Regions from separate parts of the Homo sapiens genome. Here region 1 is linked to region 2. A link is a contact called in ENCODE Hi-C or POLR2A ChIA-PET data. All regions are on one chromosome and are shown on one strand. The core of a region is the stretch at or near the end of the contact, and the rest is flanking DNA. Distances in the headings are between cores, read along the strand shown. Region 1 overlaps ANO4 (anoctamin 4). Region 2 overlaps ANO4 (anoctamin 4).

Evidence for each region. Hi-C counts contacts between places; a loop is a spot of excess contacts on that map. ChIA-PET counts read pairs that join two places held with the same protein, here RNA polymerase II (POLR2A). Pooled maps may share reads with other maps.
Region 1: a loop to region 2 is called in a map of endothelial cell of umbilical vein, with 7 times the contacts of the local background. The contact joins two enhancer-like sites. A Hi-C loop is called at or near these places in 6 of 168 maps with a recorded cell type or tissue (Caco-2, Calu3, ascending aorta and 3 more) and 4 of 50 pooled maps. POLR2A ChIA-PET finds 5 or more read pairs at or near these places in 3 of 52 experiments (BJ, OCI-LY7 and WTC11).

The regions. Positions count from the first base shown.
Region 1 is chr12:101,050,659-101,053,698 of GRCh38, reverse strand. All of the region lies in intron 14 of ANO4 (anoctamin 4), which reads right to left. Among named protein-coding and RNA genes, the nearest start is that of SLC5A8, 160 kb to the left of the region's middle. Within about 2 kb of position 1,403, at least 7 of the 41 ENCODE cell types and tissues checked have a DNase peak (open chromatin) inside an H3K27ac peak, as active enhancers do.
Region 2 is chr12:101,017,051-101,020,396 of GRCh38, reverse strand. It overlaps ANO4 (anoctamin 4), which reads right to left. Exons shown (of 28, transcript NM_001286615.2): 9 at 257-363. Among named protein-coding and RNA genes, the nearest start is that of SLC5A8, 190 kb to the left of the region's middle. RefSeq lists an enhancer at 1,172-2,371. Within about 2 kb of position 1,681, at least 2 of the 41 ENCODE cell types and tissues checked have a DNase peak (open chromatin) inside an H3K27ac peak, as active enhancers do.

The DNA.
Region 1 (3,040 bases), core at 154-2,653, 34 kb before region 2:
TAACTGGAGTAGGCTGGGCCCTTAATCCAATATGACCACCGTCTTGAGAAGAAGATAGCCATGTGAAGACACAGAGACACGGGGCAAATGCCAGGTGAAGACAGAGGCAGAGATAGGAGTGATGCATCTACAAACCAAGGAAGGCCAAGGACCATCAGCCATCACCAGAATCCAGGAGACTGGCATGGAACAGATCCTTCCCTCACAGCCCTCAGAATCCCACTGACACCTTGATTTTGGACTTTGAGCCTCCAGAACTGTTATGCAATAAACTATTGTTTTAAGCTACCCAGTTTGTAGTACTATGTTACAGCAGTCCTAGGAAACTAATACACACTCAACCTCCCTATCACTCTGAACAGCCAATTCTTCCTTTTCAGAGCTTTACAAATACTCTTGTCACCTAAGAATGTTATCTATGTCTCCTTCCAACCCCACTACTCTGCCTGGCAAAGCTAAGACTTCTTTCCAATATCTCTTCTTGGGTGAACCTTTTCTGCTTTTCCTTTTGCCTCAGGAAGTTGACTACATAAACCCTCATTGGCCTATTGTAAATTGGACTTGCCCTGTATTATAATTATCAACGCTTCTTTAATATACTGAGATTTTTGAAAGCAGAGATCACATCTAACTCATTTTTGTGTATGAGTTAATGAGATCTTAATTGACACACTTCACAGAAGATGCACAACATGGTGGACACACTTTGGAATGACTCTGGAGTGAAACAGACCAGATCTGGTTTAAAGTTTAGGCTCCACACCTTATCAGCTACTGGAATCCTGGGCAAGTTGCATAACCTCTCTGAGCCTCAGTATCCTCATCTATAAAATGAGGTTAGTAATTTCTTTCTAATGGGTGATGAGAAATTGATGAGGTATCCTATGTGAATGTGCATACAAACATGGTAGGCCTTTAGTAAATGTGTACCTTTTTCAACATACAATTACCATTTTTTTGTGGAACATGTAGATAAGACTATAAAATATAAAGTTAGCATAAATATCTAGAAACAAAAGGCTGATTCTTGCAAAATTTATTTTTTTAAATGAGACATACTTCATTCACCAATTACTAACAGGATCACACTAAATAATTACCATCTTGTCATTTTGATTAAAGAGCTTTGTGGATCTTGCTTGGTGTGTTTACTGGGGATAACTTAACTTTTGGCAATCCTAGAAGTAAAAAATGAAAAACAAGGGGGAGAGAGAGAAAAAAAACAAACCAAACCAGAAACAGAACAGAGGGAAATAATCTGTTTCCCCGACAGGTCTCTGCCAACATCTAGTTCCCTGATGACTCATTTTTTCCCTCGGGAGAGGAGTTATTTAGTCCATAATCATTCTGACCCTTGGACCTTTCTGAACAAAAATGAGCATTGAGGAATGAGCCACACTGTAATTCCAGCCGAGACCCAGGCTCACAGCATACCTCAGGGATCCCGAGGGAGCCCTGCACTCACACAGACGTGACCTGAACAAAGGTAGTAGAGTTCTGTCAGGATTCCTAACCCAATGCCAAGGCCCTCCCAGTTGCTACAAACTGGTTACAGATGGAGCCTTATTATTTTTTTCCGGTGAACACACAAAGCAAAGGTAACAAAATGAACACGTCAAGCCCAGCCCTTCAGAAGTCTTGTAAACCACTTACATCTGTTCTCATCAGCTCCATATCTAGCAATTTCCTGAAAATAGAGTGCATTTGTTTTCTTTAATGCTGTAACTTGTCGATCATAAGAGATGATCCTGAGACCATTAAACTGAGCTCCATTAGAACTGACACATTTTTATAGAACATTACTGTCTCAAAGCAGGATAAATGAGGCTCAGGACAGGCATAGCAGTCCTTTATTTTAAGGTTCAGGTCTCTAAAACAGAAGGAAATGGTAACAAACAATACCTGATTCTAGCAGTAGAGCAGAGGAGCTCACACTGCCCAGTTTAACTCTTGGCTTTGCCACTTTCTAGCTACTGCTGCAGTTTCCTTATCTGTCATATGAGGATAAGAACAGTACCTTTTTAAAAGCTTGCTGGAGAGATTAAATGAGATGATACATGGGCAATGCTTAGGACTGCATTTAGTACATAGTAATCCCTCGGAAATGAATGCTATTAATATAACTGTTAATATTGTTGACTCTTTCAGATTTCTGCAAAAGGCATTATCTCTATCTACAAAGAAACACTTGGGGCAACTCATTCTTTTTCTCAAACTAGCACATTTCTGGGAATAATGTGGGATTTAAGCAATAAGTTGTCATCTAAGACAAAGCAATTCAGAGGGTGAATTATTCCAGGCATGTCTTGCCTGGAATGGCCCTAAAATGTTCCTCTGTGCCCAAAGTTTATTATAAAACATCCATCAGAGTCTTACAAAGTATACTCCAAACCACAAGGGCTGTTAAATCTCCAATCCACCCACTTTCAACCTCAGAAACTTCTCAACTCCATGCTCCAGGCAGCCAGCACCAATCAGCTGAGGTTGGCAAGGGGATAAAACAAAACCTATTTGTCATCTATAACATAAAACACAACTTGCAAAGAGGGTATGCAATCCATTTTATAATGGAGGTAGTGGGGGAGAGTAATAACCTCTGCCTTATGAACAAATGTCATCATACAAAAATTTACTTCTATGTAGTCTCAGGAGGTAAACTGTGAGAAGAAACCATTATTTAATTCAAAGTATATTTGAAATTGGTGAAATATTGAAGTGGGTAAGGAAGTTTTGTGTTTTAATTCTTCCAGGATACCACCAGGATACCACTCTTATATAGAAGCATTAACTCATTGCACAGTAAATTAGCAGCCCAAGGCAGAACTTCCAAATGCCTATGCCAGGAATAACAATAATGCCCCTTTCAACCCTTGTGGCTTCTGAGGCTGGGGTGTTTGGGACAGCCCTATCCATGGCCATGAGGAGGCTCCTCCATGTACAGCAGCTGCTGTGTAAATATTTTCATTTTTATGTGTGCTATGACCTGAAAAGTTTAGGAAATGAATACATTTAGGTTTACAATATACATTTAGTATTTACG
Region 2 (3,346 bases), core at 432-2,931:
TGCCTGGCACACAACATTTTCTAAAATGAGAGAATTTCTCCATGATCTTAGACAAATGAGACAACATGCTATTTAAAGAAGATATTTAAGGATGCGACGAAGATTTTACACTTGTGAATTATTCATCAAAGGATTAGTTAGGGGTTTTATAAGTGACAAGCATTGCTAGAATTGATACAAACTTAATAAAACCAAGGGAAGAAGTCTGTAATTCCCAAATGCCAAATGTAGTTTGTTATACTAACATACTACTTACCAATCTTGTTTTTTCCTTCTTCATATTTTATTCTTTGTAAAATGTGATGCACGATTCTACTTCTTGTGGCATTGTTGAAGAACGTTTCTTTGTTGTGTATGATGAAGCTGCATACATATATTAAAAATACAAGTTGAGAATTAATCGGAGGTGAAGGATCTAATTTTTGTTATAATTTGGTGTTGCTCAGATGCAGATGTCTTCAGTCAGTCATAGACAGGGTGTGTCTGGAACAGCCTGAGGGAGCCAGAGATCACACCAGGATAGTAGGCTCATAGGTATGAGTAGTTTTGGTTTTCAGCATCAACATCGTTCATGCTAGGAAGGAGCTGGAGCTAAACAAAGTTAAGAAACCTAAAAATAAACTAATAGCAAGTCTAGGTCTTGTATCTTGTTTTTTCTCAGTAAGCTCATTATATTAATTCAACTAAAAATTCATTTTGTTTTTCTCTCCTCTTCTCTCCTACCTCAGGCTCTCCCATGGCATAATCAATGGATTTTCAGAAATTTTAAGATATAAAACTGGCTTGGGTGGTGGATATAGGAGTTAGGTAATGAGCTGTGGTCTGGCTCACAGGTGAGGTGAGAGGCCAGTCTCTGGAAATCACCTCTGTCCTTACCTTTTCCATGTTCTTTCGTGAATAGGATCTTTCTTCTAAAGCACACACTTAAGATTGATTTGCCTCCCAGCAAGTGCCCTAGCCAGTCTCTACTTTGTCAAGGGTGCATGTGCAGGTATGTGTGTGTATGTGTGTGTGCGCACACACACACACACGGCTTTCCAGTAGGTGCTTGTACCCTACTAAGAGGTTTTCTAGGTAGCAGATAGAGCTTCCAGGTTTACATAATCCAGCATGAAATGGCCATGTTTCCCCTTTTTACGAATGCAAAAAATGGTAGAATATTAGAGATACTGTATATGTAACTCCTTCATAAATTATAAAGTTTATCAACCCTGCAAACTTTCCTTGGGCACCTCCTATAAGCTGGACATCATGCAAAGGCATATAAATGTAGGCATTTTCCCCAACACTCAGCTCAGAAGTCACCTCCTCCAGCAAGTCTCCCCACCCCTCCAACTACACTTCTGTCCCCCAAAGCATTCAGTTACTCCTTCCTTTGTGCTATTTCTTATTTTGCAAGCACATCAATTTACTGATCATTCCATATTGTCATTTTTTTTTCATTTGTTCGTCAAATGTTTACTGAGGATACTCTTTTAAGGTACAAATTATACAGTGGTAAACAAAACAGATAAAATCCTTGTCCTTGAGAAGCTTACAGTATAGTGGGGAAGCAAGAGCATCAAGGAAATGAATGTGAGTGTATGCCAGAGAAAGGCAAGGTCAACCTCCTTCTGCATGCCTTTCCTTCCATGTAAGACCATGAGCTCATTCAGGACAAAGGGCTGAATCATCACTTCTGTAGCCCAGGGATCCGGTGAGTGGCTGGTACACAGGTATGTGAGGGTCATGGTAATTTATGATGTGGAATTTGCTAAATGTTTTTCTTCAAGGAAATGAATTCTCAGGAGTTGTTCAAATAATGAGAGGAAGAGAAAAAATTGGCCTCGAGAAAGAGTAGTCCAAGCATGGGGTTTGGTTTGGAAACAGGGCTGGAAATGTGACTTTGGGATAACAGATAAAGGAAAGAAAGGCCAGGGAATATGGAGACAAAAAGTAAATCATGAGAACTGATTTACCGAAGTATTTTTCTCTCACTTTTACTTCTCTTGGATTCTCTTACTGAATACCGCTCTTGGAGAAAGGTAATTTGAGTTGGTGGATGAGCGATAAACGCTGTGTGGGTAAATGAGGATGCTGCAGCATTTATCTGACATTTATCTCTGAAAACATTTTACAGCATCAAAGAGGAAGAGGAGAAAACCGAGAGTCTCACTGAATGTGTTTCTTTGTATTTTATCTTCCTCTGCTTTTTCACCTGATTTGAGACAGGCCATTATATTTTAACACCAAGTAAAGATGTCATAAAGAAATAGACAATAAATAAAAAGCACATTTTGCCTCACAATTCTAGATGATAACTGAAAGCTGAGAAGCACAACTATGCTTGACAAGAAAATTGAAGGCCAAAAGCCCATGTCCCTCCTCCATTAAATGGTTTTCTGCTTCCTTCCCTTTTTATAGCATCACATTACATTTTCTGAGCACATGTAAATGTTCTCTATAATAAGCACCACAGACAAGCTTCAAATTTTTGTTTTTCTTTTCCTTACATCTAGGCTGTACCTGGAGCCTGGAGGTTCTGTAGAGGAATACACACACAGGGCATGTGCCAGACACTATTCTAAACAGTCTCAATACATGAACTTATTCAATCCCTATTTCAACCCATAAGGGAAGTAGTACTTATTAGCCACATTTTACAGGTGAAGAATCAGAGAGGTTAAGTGATGCACCCAACGTCACTGAGCTAAAAAAGGGCTGAACCAGCATTTGAACTCAGGCAGTCTGGCTCCAAAGGCTACCCCTGTGGTGACTCTGTTTGCTCGCTTGCCTCTGTCTGCCAGCTACTTCCTGAGGCCTGGAGGCTGAGTCTCCTGGAGGTCAGCTGAGAGTTCCTCTGTCCAGATTGCTCTTGTTTCCAGGTTTTTATTCATTTGTTTCCAAATCTCAGCTCAGGCCATATCTTCCCCAGAGGCCCTGGCTTGACTTCCATGCCCTCACTCTGAAATGCAGTGTGGTGCTTGATATGGTTTAGCTGTGTCCCCACACTCTTCTTGAATCATAGTTCCCATAATCCCCATGTGTCATGGGAGGGACCTGGTGGGAGGTAATCGAATCATGGGGGTGAGTTTTTCCAGTGCTGTTCTTGTGATAGTGAGTAAGTCTCATGAGATCTGATGGTGTTATACAGGGCAGTTCCCCTGCACATGATCTCTCCTGCCTGCCAACACGTAAGATGTGCCTTTGCTCCTCCTTCATCTTCCACCATGATTGCAAGGCCTCCTCAGCCATTTGGAACTGTGAGTCCATTAAACCTCCTTTCCTTTATAAATTACCCAGTCTTGGGTGTGTCTTTATTAGCAGCGTGAGAACAACTAATGTGATGCTATAAAGAGAGAAGGAA